Regions from separate parts of the Homo sapiens genome. Here region 2 is linked to region 1. The links are chromatin loops, found by intact Hi-C in ENCODE. Cell type or tissue: GM12878. All regions are shown on one strand. Links, peaks and the distances in the headings refer to the core of each region. The heading gives the core; the rest is flanking DNA. Region 1 overlaps SLC2A13 (solute carrier family 2 member 13). Region 2 overlaps SLC2A13 (solute carrier family 2 member 13).

The links. Hi-C counts contacts between places; a loop is a spot of excess contacts. Peaks named below come from ENCODE experiments on the same cell type or tissue, not always from the same donor. Only the 100,000 strongest peaks of a DNase experiment are listed, where the experiment ranks them.
Region 2: it touches region 1 in a loop (6-fold over the local background); 1 of 110 quality-filtered maps calls a loop at or near these places.

Annotation. Positions count from the first base shown.
Region 1 is chr12:39,785,272-39,790,659 of GRCh38, forward strand. The region is part of intron 7 of SLC2A13 (solute carrier family 2 member 13); the gene reads right to left. It also overlaps a transcript of REDIC1 not described here. Among named protein-coding and RNA genes, the nearest start is that of REDIC1, 160 kb to the left of the region's middle. In GM12878, for the core only: no CTCF peak of the experiment used is centred there; no DNase peak of the experiment used is centred there.
Region 2 is chr12:39,833,187-39,838,574 of GRCh38, forward strand. The region is part of intron 6 of SLC2A13 (solute carrier family 2 member 13); the gene reads right to left. It also overlaps a transcript of REDIC1 not described here. Among named protein-coding and RNA genes, the nearest start is that of REDIC1, 210 kb to the left of the region's middle. In GM12878, for the core only: no CTCF peak of the experiment used is centred there; a DNase peak (open chromatin) is centred at 2,774.

The sequences.
Region 1 (5,388 bases), core at 182-5,181:
GTGTCCCAGCTGCTCCAGCCACAGCTGAAAGGGGCCAACATACAGCTCTGGCTGTGGCTTCAGAGAGTGGAAGCCCTAAGCCTTGGCAGCTTCCATGTGGCGTTGAGCCTGTGGGTGCACAGAAGTCAAGAATTGAGGTTTGGGAACTTCCACCTAGATTTCAGATGTATGGAAATGCCTGGATGCCCAGGCAAAAGTTTGCTGCAGGGGCGAGGCCCTCATGGAGAACCTCTGCTAGGGCACTGCTGAAGGGAAATGTGGGGTCAGAGCCCCCACAGAGAGTCCCTACTGGGGCACTGCCTGGTGGAGCTGTGAGAAGAGGGCCACCATCCTCCAGACCCCAGAATGGTAGATCCACCGACAGCTTGCACTATGAGCCTGGAAAAGCCACAGACACTCAACGCCAGCCCGTGAAAGCAGCCAGGAGGGAGGCTCTACCATGCAAAGACACAGGGGCGGAGCTGCCCAAGACCATGGGAACCCACCTCTTGCATCAGCATGACCTGGATGTGAGACCTGGAATCAAAGGAGATCATTTTGGAGCTTTAAAATTAGACTGCCCTGCTGGATTTTGGACTTGCATGGGGCCTATAACCACTTTGTTTTGGCCAATTTCTCCCATTTGGAATAGCTGAATTTACCCAATACCTGTATCCTCATTGTATTTAGGAAGTAACTAGCTTGCTTTAGATTTTACAGGCTCATAGGTGGAAGGGACTTGCCTCGTCTCAGATGAGACTTTGGACTGTGGACTTTTGAGTTAATGCTGAAATGAGTTAAGAATTTGCAGGACTGTTGGGAAGGCATGATTAGTTTTGAAATGTGAGGACATGAGATTTGGAGGGGCCAGGGGCGGAATGATGTGCTTTGGCTTTGTCCCCACCCAAATCTCAACTTGAGGTATATCTCCCAGAATTCCCATGTATTGTGGGAGGTACCCAGGGGGAGGTAATTGAATCATGGGGGCTGGTCTTTCCCATGCTATCCTCGTGATAGCGAATAAGTCTCATGAGATCTGATGGTTTTATCAGGGGTTTCCTCTTTGCTTCCTCCTCATTTTTCTCTTGCTGCTGCCATGTAAGAAGTGTCTTTCATCTCCCACCATGATTCTGAGGCCTCCCCAGCCATGTGGAACTGTGAGTCCAGTTAAATCTCTTTTTCTTCCCAGTTTTCAGTATGTCTTTATCAGCAGCATGAAAATGGACTAATACACCCAGAAAGCTCTCTGGGGCTGGTCATGTGTTCTAACTTATAAGGGAAGAGGGTTTCAAGGTATCTGGAGTGCATTCTAAGCAGGCCCTTGCATATAAAGCACAAGGAGAGCATGATATTCAGACTTGGGGCTCAGGATGGTCAAAGCCATCTGGCTGCCCTGACCACACCACAGAAAATCAGAGTCAGAAACTTTTAGGAATTGGGGGAACTTAGACAGACAGTATTAAATCTGGGCTCAGCCTTGGTGGGTGAATCATTCTCTGTACTATCTTTACTCAAGGGGTTAAGTGGTCTATATTTAAATCCCCTCTCTCCTGTAACAGGTGCAATGACTGTTTCCTCTGTGAGACAGAACTGATGGAATTGAGATTTTAGTAAATGACTTATTTTGAGCTAGTTCTTTGTCCACTTACCTTTGTTCTTGGCATAGCAGTCATAATAGCCAGAGGACTTTTTACATGAATCTAATCAGAGACATGGGCATATTTTCTGTGTTTTTTCTTTTTTTTAAAAAAATAATAAATAGCATTGAAGTTCTGTAATGTAGTAAAACAAGGCAGTCTACCTAGATGTTACGGTAAACCTCTGATCTATGTATCAGGAGTGACTCAATCTGGTTAAAAGTTGCAGAAAAATTTAGATGGATTTCGGTATATGGCTAGTTTTATACAAAGGTTAACACACAAGCCTTGCAGTGTAACAGACCCAGGTTTGAATTCTGGCTTCACCACTTACTACCTTCCACCAGTGGCCTCCATCAAGTTACTTAACCTACCTGAGACATGGTATTTTCATTTAAAAATGCTTAGCATGAAATGAAATTAGTATTAAAATAACAGTAATTACTGTTGTTATTATTAAAAATGCATGCATTCTGCCAGCCCCAAGGACAGAAAGGAATACTTTTTCTTCTATAAAGTTTTACACATTACAATATTCCCTGTGGATATGATGTGTTCTCTAAAGCAGAGAGAAATCCTTTATCGGGATTTCTAGGAGATTATTTTTTTCCTTCAGTTCACTTTATTTATTTATCCCAGGCATACTACTTTTCTTAATCTTTTAATCACATTTTGATATACTTTTTTGGCTTCCTCTTCAGTCCCTATTGAAACAAGTTTTCTCTTCATGCAATCATGAATAAACTTACTCATTTCTATTCAGTAATGTAAGCATTATCTTTTGTAACATTAGGATAAATTTTAGCATGCAAATGAATAAATAGCAAGGGCAAGAGACAAGATAAGGTGTCTGTTAATAAATAAATGACATGATGTTAGGTGAATGGAAACAGCTGGGAGACCTACTTTTAATTTTCTCGTTATCTAAAAATCAGAAAGGCCAAATGCATCAAGTTTACTGATAATTCACTTCTGTTTGCTAGCCATGAATCCATCATGTAAAGAGTGGTATTGATGAAAAGAGCAGTATTGTCACCTACAAAATGTACTTGGTACTAATGTAATATATGGTACTGCCAATTCTATCATAGAAATTTGGCCAAGGAATGAGAATGTAGTAATTTATGAATTCTAGGACAATTACATAATAATACAAACAATATTCTATTACTCATACTTGTTGTGGGGTATATAAACAAAAATTATTTTACCTCTAGGAAACTTATGTACTGTTGTTCACCTTTATATGTGAGGGATACATTCCAAGATCCTCATACCTAGTACCAAACCCTATAGATGCTGTGTCATTTTCCTACATTTATAAACCTATGAATATGTTTATAAGTTAGGCACAGTAAGAGATTAACAATAATAACTAATAATAAAATAAAAAACAATTATAACAGTATGCCAGTATCACTACTCTTGTGCTTTGGGGCCATTATTAAGTAACAAATAAGGGTTACTTGAACACAGTGCAATAGTGCAACAGGAAATCTGATAACTGAGAAGACTACTAAATGATTAAGGTGCAGCTAGCTGAGACAGCATGGATATACTGGACAAAGGGATGATTCACATCCCAGGTGGGACTGAGAAGATGATTTCATCACACTACTCAATGGTACACAATTTAAAACTTATAATTGTTTATTTCTGAAATTGCCCGTTTAATATTTTTGGACTATGTTTGACTGCAGGAAACTGAAACTGTGGAACGAGAAACCATGGATAAGGGAGGACTACAGTACATCAAATGGACCAATCATGGCTTTCTGCAGGTGTGAAAACTTTAGGAATCATCTAAAATTTTCCTAAAATATCCAAGCTTGCATGTTCAGGTCTGTAGTAATATAATGATGCTGATATTTTGATAGGCACAATTAACAGAATGCTGATTTGTATTAGAAAGTAGCTCAACAATCGAAGTTGCCCTGCAATCTAAATTTCCAGACTCAAACTTCAACTACTCATCTACATGTAGCCATCTTATCACCATAAAATAAATATTTTGGTATGCCTCCTTAGAGTTCTTTTCTAATACGTATTTAAAAATCTACTGTGTGTGTGTGCGCAAACAAAATCGGATTGATGCCATAGTTGTTTTGTAGTTTGTTTTAACTTATTAAAGTCTGTTATACATACAAAGAAGTTATCTATGTACACTTTAAAGAATGATAATAAGATAATCACTGATTTACTCACCAATCAGCTTATTAACTATATCATTATCAGATTTTAGAAGCTCTCTGTGAACCACTTTCTGATAGGATCCCTCCCTTGGCCCCAGAGATAATTACCATCATGAGTTCTGTGTTATTTATATCCTTGTTTTTCTGTATAGGATATTTTCTACGCATGTACTCCTAAAAATACATATCACTTGGTTGTGCCTGTTTTTGAACTTAATGGATTATTATATGATTTATTTTATTACTTGTTTAATTTCTTAATATTATGCTTTTGAAATTCATTCAGGTAGATGCCTTTAGCTACAGTTTATTTTGAGTGCATCATGATATACACTTTATGAAAATACATCAGTTTATCCCTGATGTATACATCCCCCTACTCATTTCCAGTTTTTAAAATTACAAATAATGCTGCTATGCACATATTTTTAACATATCTCCAGGTACATGTGTGCAAGGGTTTCTCTAATAAATATGGGAAAACAGAATAAATAGAATTGCTGGATTATAGAGTATGTGCACACAGTCAATTTTATAGATAATACAAACTGTGTCGTAAGAAGTTGAAACCATTAAGATTCTCACTAGCAGTAGAAGACAGAGAACTCTATACTACAACCTAGCCAACATTTCTTTTTTAAGTATCCATTAACCTAGTTGATAAAAATGGTATGCCAATATCGTTCTAAATTGCATTTTATTGATTAATTAAGAGCTTGAGCCCCCATTTCACATATTTATTGGCCATTTGGGTATCTGCTTTTATAGAGTGTCTATTCTTTCCCATTTTCCAATTGGACAGTTTGCCTATTTCTGATTGGTTCATAGGAACGTCCAGATATATTATAAATCAGGATATCTTTAATATACAACATGAGCCACAAATATAATTTTAAATTTTCTAGTAGCCACATTCAAAAAGTAAAAGGAAACAGGTGAAGTTAATTTTAGTAATATATTTTATTTAACCCAATATATCCTAAATATTTTAATTTCAATATATATTCAATATAGAAATTATTAAGATTCTGTGCATTCTTTTGTGTTCTTTTTTTTTTTTGACAGACTAAGGTTAATTTATCATTGAAGAAAGAATTTTTTATTAGTATAGCCTAAGTGTACAGTGTTTTTTTTTTCTTCTTCTTCTTTTTTTATTATACTTTAAGTTTTAGGGTACATGTGCACATTGTGCAGGTTAGTTACATATGTATACATGTGCTGTGCTGGTGCGCTGCACCCACTAACGCGTCATCTAGCATTAGGTATATCTCCCAATGCTATCCCTCCCCCCTCCCCCCACCCCACCACAGTCCCCAGAGTGTGATATTCCCTTCCTGTGTCCATGTGATCTCATTGTTCAATTCCCACCTATGAGTGAGAATATGCGGTGTTTGGTTTTTTGTTCTTGTGATAGTTTGCTGAGAATGATGGTTTCCAATTTCATCCATGTCCCTACAAAGGACATGAACTCATCCTTTTTTATGGCTGCATAGTATTCCATGGTGTATATGTGCCACATTTTCTTAATCCAGTCTATGATTGTTGGACATTTGGGTTGGTTCCAAGTCTTTGCTATTGTG
Region 2 (5,388 bases), core at 185-5,184, 48 kb after region 1:
GTTTATGACTGCCTTCATGCTTTAAGGACAGAGCTGAGAAGTTGTAACAAAAATGATATGGCCTGCAAAGCTGAAAATATTTCCTATCTGGCCCTTTTAAAGTTTGCTGATCCCTAATCTAGAACACCTATATAGATCCCCTGTGGAGATATTTCGCCCTTTTTTTAAATTCCCTAACTTCCTTACTCCAAGAACAACTGCTCTGCTACCTCAAAGAGACCTTCAACATTCATTCCCCACTGATCTCTCACTCACTCCATGGCTCTGCTTCCCTCTCTATGGAACCTTCATGTGAATCCTTCTAACCACTCTCACCAGATCCTCAATGTCTTCATATTTAGGTTTCTCTATTAAAGCCACCCTGCAGAACTTCATGTTTGGCTCTTTCTGAACACTTTTCAACCTCTAGACTATTCTGTACTGGCAGAGAAATAACACAACCAGGCATATTGATACAAATACACATTCAAAGTTTTCAACCTTGGCTGGATACTCACTGTTGCCAGGAAACTTTTCCTGTCCCCAATAATAGATAGATTTCCCAAACACCCACAATTCTCTTCAAATCTCAATCCTTATTCCTCCACAAATTTCTTAGAAGATGGCCTTGTCTTTGTTGGGGCTCAGAACATGCTGCTCCATAATATGGCACCTTGGAGCTCACACCCTAATCTTTTCCACACTTTTGCCTCTGAAGCATGGTCATAAAAAAAAAAAAAAAAAAAAAATCTCTGACCTACATCCTCCGAAAGTAGGTCGTAAGACCCTCAGTCTATAGGGTTCCTTCTCTATATCCAGAGGCCAAGAAGAATCTGAACAAACAGGCCTCACTGAGTTCTTCCCAGGTTATTACTATTAGATCGTACCCTTTTGTTCTCCACTCTTATTTCCAACAACTGTTCATAAAAATATATAGTTTTCCCTGGGTGCAATCTTCATGCCTGAAGGCTGTGTCACATAAAACTTTGGTTAAATACATTTGTTATGCTTTTCTCTTGTTAATCTCTCTTTTGTTACAGTAATGCCCATTATGACTCTTGAGATAGGTCAAAAAAAGATATTATTTTTTCTCCCTTACATCTTCTCAGCAAAAAACTGAAGGGACTAGGCATGAATTTTCTCACATTTAAACTCAGAAACAAAGATTTCTACATCCATATCTGTCCTCACCTCTTTTCCTCCAGGCTCTGAAAACAAGTGTTCCAAGTCATGGACCAAACTTTTAATTTCATTTCTCTGGCCATAACCAGGACCAACACCAAGTCTCACTAGTTATTTTCTTCCCTTTATCCTTTCAAATCTCTCCCAAAACATACTCCATAGTGTATGTGCAGGCGTAAAGCCTTTCTTTTATTAAAAAAGCATGAAAAACTATTCCTTCTGCTACTCCATACTGCCCCTCCATACCATTTCGTTCAGGGAAAGGAGGTCAAGTATCAAAAAGTGTTCAATTTCCTTTCCATTCCAAGGAGTGGGGCTCGGTGTGGGAACTGTATTTGTGCTAATCTGGACTAAGCCCTTATCTGCCTCTGTCTTCTGGAGGAAAGACAAGATTTCCTACCACTCTTTCATCCTTGACCTGGAATTGTTTTTTCATCATATAGACTATTTTATGGCAAAATTCTTCCAAATATTACAAGATTCCCAACTTCAACTTGACATTTAGAAGGTGGCACAAAACTTTAAATATCCTGGGGAATCTGCTAATTGACCTTTTACAGAGAGCATGTATTATAACGACAGCTTTAACAATGGCATTTTTAAAAAGGAACAACTTCTAGGAATGGCTATTACATTTTTCACTCAAGATTTGCTCTTTAAGCCTTTCTTGAACGTGGCCTGATGAATTTCGGTAAGGTTTTCTAAATATAAAAACTGAGAATTTAAATACATTGGCACAAAGTCAATGCTCATAAGAATACTCTAAGCATAGACTAAAATCTTTTCTTTTGGTCTATTTTGGTGAAAAGCAGATATTAGGCCTATTTGTCCCCTTCCACAGTGTGACCTGGACTAAGGTCTAAATTCTAGACTTCAAAGTTTTCTATCTCAAGAGCACACATTGTCTAACAATCCACCCAGTTCTAAGATTGTACATGAAAGAAAAAGACAGAAATACCTATGATCTAACCCTAAATTCACACAAACCTTAACAGTGTAAAAACCTATTAGAATGCTGCAACTTCTCACAAACATTTACTCTTACATACTAATTTCAAGGGCAGAAATTATAGGTATGCTCTACATTAAGAAACTTTACATTTATAAGAGAAATGAATATGAAGATATTTACATAAGGACTATGCTTTATAAAAGGAATTGCGGAATGAATTAAATAAAATGGAGTTCTCCTTATTGATACACAGTTTAAATTTCAGGCTAATCCACATTTAGTAAAGCTGATGGAGATGGCCCTCATTGTAACATACAATGCTCTTTACTGACTGGTAAGCAAAATAGATTCTGAGCACCCAAGGGATAAGGCCATGCTTACCAACTCTGTATCTGTAGAACAGCATGCAGCCCCCTGCAGGGTGGATCACCAATATATATTTATTGAATTAACCAATGCACAACAGCTCTAGAAATCAAGGCATTCTTGTAGGTTCATATGCTAGTTTGTACTTGGTTTATGGAAAATAATTTTAGGGGGTAGATGAATTGACGTAAATATATTAGTCATTTTCAGAATGAAATAAAAAGAAGGCAAAACCAATTGTCAAAGGGTATTTTAAGCTGAGCCTGGTTTTTAAATTGCCACGTGGTGAAAGCCACAAATATTTGATTAACACCCAAAATGGAATTGGTTAGTAATTTTGATAACTCACTTTCAGAAAGCAACAACAGCAGCAAGGGCCAGTTTCGTTGAGGCCCACACAGAAAAGCCAGAGAAAGAAAGAGCTCTCTTTGAAATCACAGCCTGCAAAATTTCATAGTAAAAGGACATTACAATATTTAGAGAGTTTGTAGTAAATAAGTGTGCCTGGAATTCAGACTATTTTTCTCAATTGTAGACACCTTTCCCTTGGGGAAATTAGACAATAGCCAATGATGCTCCTCTACTGTGGGATGTGAGTGCTGGGGGAACTGAATGCAGATATATTAGAAACTCAAATAGAGGAAATTAGAGTCCAGGCAAGTACAGTTAGAACCAAATGGTTCTTTTCTTACTAGCTGCAGAGAAGAAATATTTAACTTTTCAATCTCTAGCCTTTCTTTTCAGAAAGGGAGAAAATCGGCATAAGACAGGGATGCCCTCTCTCACCACTCCTATTCAACATAGTGTTGGAAGTTCTGGCCAGGGCAATTAGGCAGGAGAAGGAAATAAAGGGTATTCAATTAGGAAAAGAGGAAGTCAAATTGTCCCTGTTTGCAGACGATATGATTGTATATCTAGAAAACCCCATTGTCTCAGCCCAAAATCTCCTTAAGCTGATAAGCAACTTCAGCAAAGTCTCAGGATACAAAATCAATGTACAAAAATCACAAGCATTCTTATACACCAACAACAGACAAACAGAGAGCCAAATCATGAGTGAACTCCCATTCACAATTGCTTCAAAGAGAATAAAATACCTAGGAATCCAACTTACAAGGGATGTGAAGCACCTCTTCAAGGAGAACTACAAACCACTGCTCAAGGAAATAAAAGAGGATACAAACAAATGGAAGAACATTCCATGCTCATGGGTAGGAAGAATCAATATCGTGAAAATGGCCATACTGCCCAAGGTAATTTACAGATTCAATGCCATCCCCATCAAGCTACCAATGACTTTCTTCACAGAATTGGAAAAAACTACTTTAAAGTTCATATGGAACCAAAAAAGAGCCCGCATCGCCAAGTCAATCCTAAGCCAAAAGAACAAAGCTGGAGGCATCACACTACCTGACTTCAAACTATACTACAAGGCTACAGTAACCAAAACAGCATGGTACTGGTACCAAAACAGAGATATAGATCAATGGAACAGAACAGAGCCCTCAGAAATAATGCCACATACCTACAACTATCTGATCTTTGAGAAAGCTGAGAAAAACAAGCAATGGGGAAAGGATTCCCTATTTAATAAATGGTGCTGGGAAAACTGGCTAGCCATATGTAGGAAGCTGAAACTGGATCCCTTCCTTACACCTTATACAAAAATCAATTCAAGATGGATTAAAGACTTAAACGTTAGACCTAAAACCATAAAAACCCTAGAAGAAAACCTAGGCATTACCATTCAGGACATAGGCATGGGCAAGGACTTCATGTCCAAAACACCAAAAGCAATGGCAACAAAAGACAAAATTGACAAATGGGATCTAATTAAACTAAAGAGCTTCTGCACAGCAAAAGAAACTACCATCAGAGTGAACAGGCAACCTACAAAATGGGAGAAAATTTTCACAACCTACTCATCTGACAAAGGGCTAATATCCAGAATCTACAATGAACTCCAACAAATTTACAAGAAAAAAACAAACAACCCCATCAAAAAGTGGGCGAAGGACATGAACAGACACTTCTCAAAAGAAGACATTTATACAACCAAAAAACACATGAAAAAATGCTCATCATCACTGGCCATCAGAGAAATGCAAATCAAAACCACTCTGAGATACCATCTCACACCAGTTAGAATGGCAATCATTAAAAAGTCAGGAAACAACAGGTGCTGGAGAGGATGTGGAGAAATAGAAACACTTTTACACTGTTGGTGGGACTGTAAACTAGTTCAACCATTGTGGAAGTCAGTGTGGCGATTCCTCAGGGATCTAGAACTAGAAATACCATTTGACCCAGCCATCCCATTACTGGGTATATACCCAAATGACTATAAATCATGCTGCTATAAAGACACATGCACACATATATTTATTGTGGCATTATTCACAATAGCAAAGACTTGGAACCAACCCAAATGTCCAACAATCATAGACTGGATTAAGAAAATGTGGCACATATACACCATGGAATACTACGCAGCCATAAAAAAGGATGAGTTCATGTCCTTTGTAGGGACATGGATGAAATTGGAAATCATCATTCTCAGTAAACTGTCGCAAGATCAAAAAACCAAACACCGCATATTCTCACTCGTAGGTGGGAACTGAACAATGAGATCACATGGACACAGGAAGGGGAATATCACACTCTGGGGACTGTGGTGGGGTGGGGGGAGGGGGGAGGGATAGCATTGGGAGATATACCTAATGCTAGATGACGAGTTAGTGGGTGCAGCGCACCAGCATGGCACATGTATACATATGTAACTAACCTGCACAATGTGCACATGTACCCTAAAACTTAAAGTATAATAAAAAAAAATAAATTAAAAAAAAAAAAAAGAAAGGGAGAAAATCTCTGACTTTTCAGAAAGGGGAAAAGTAAGTATTCATATA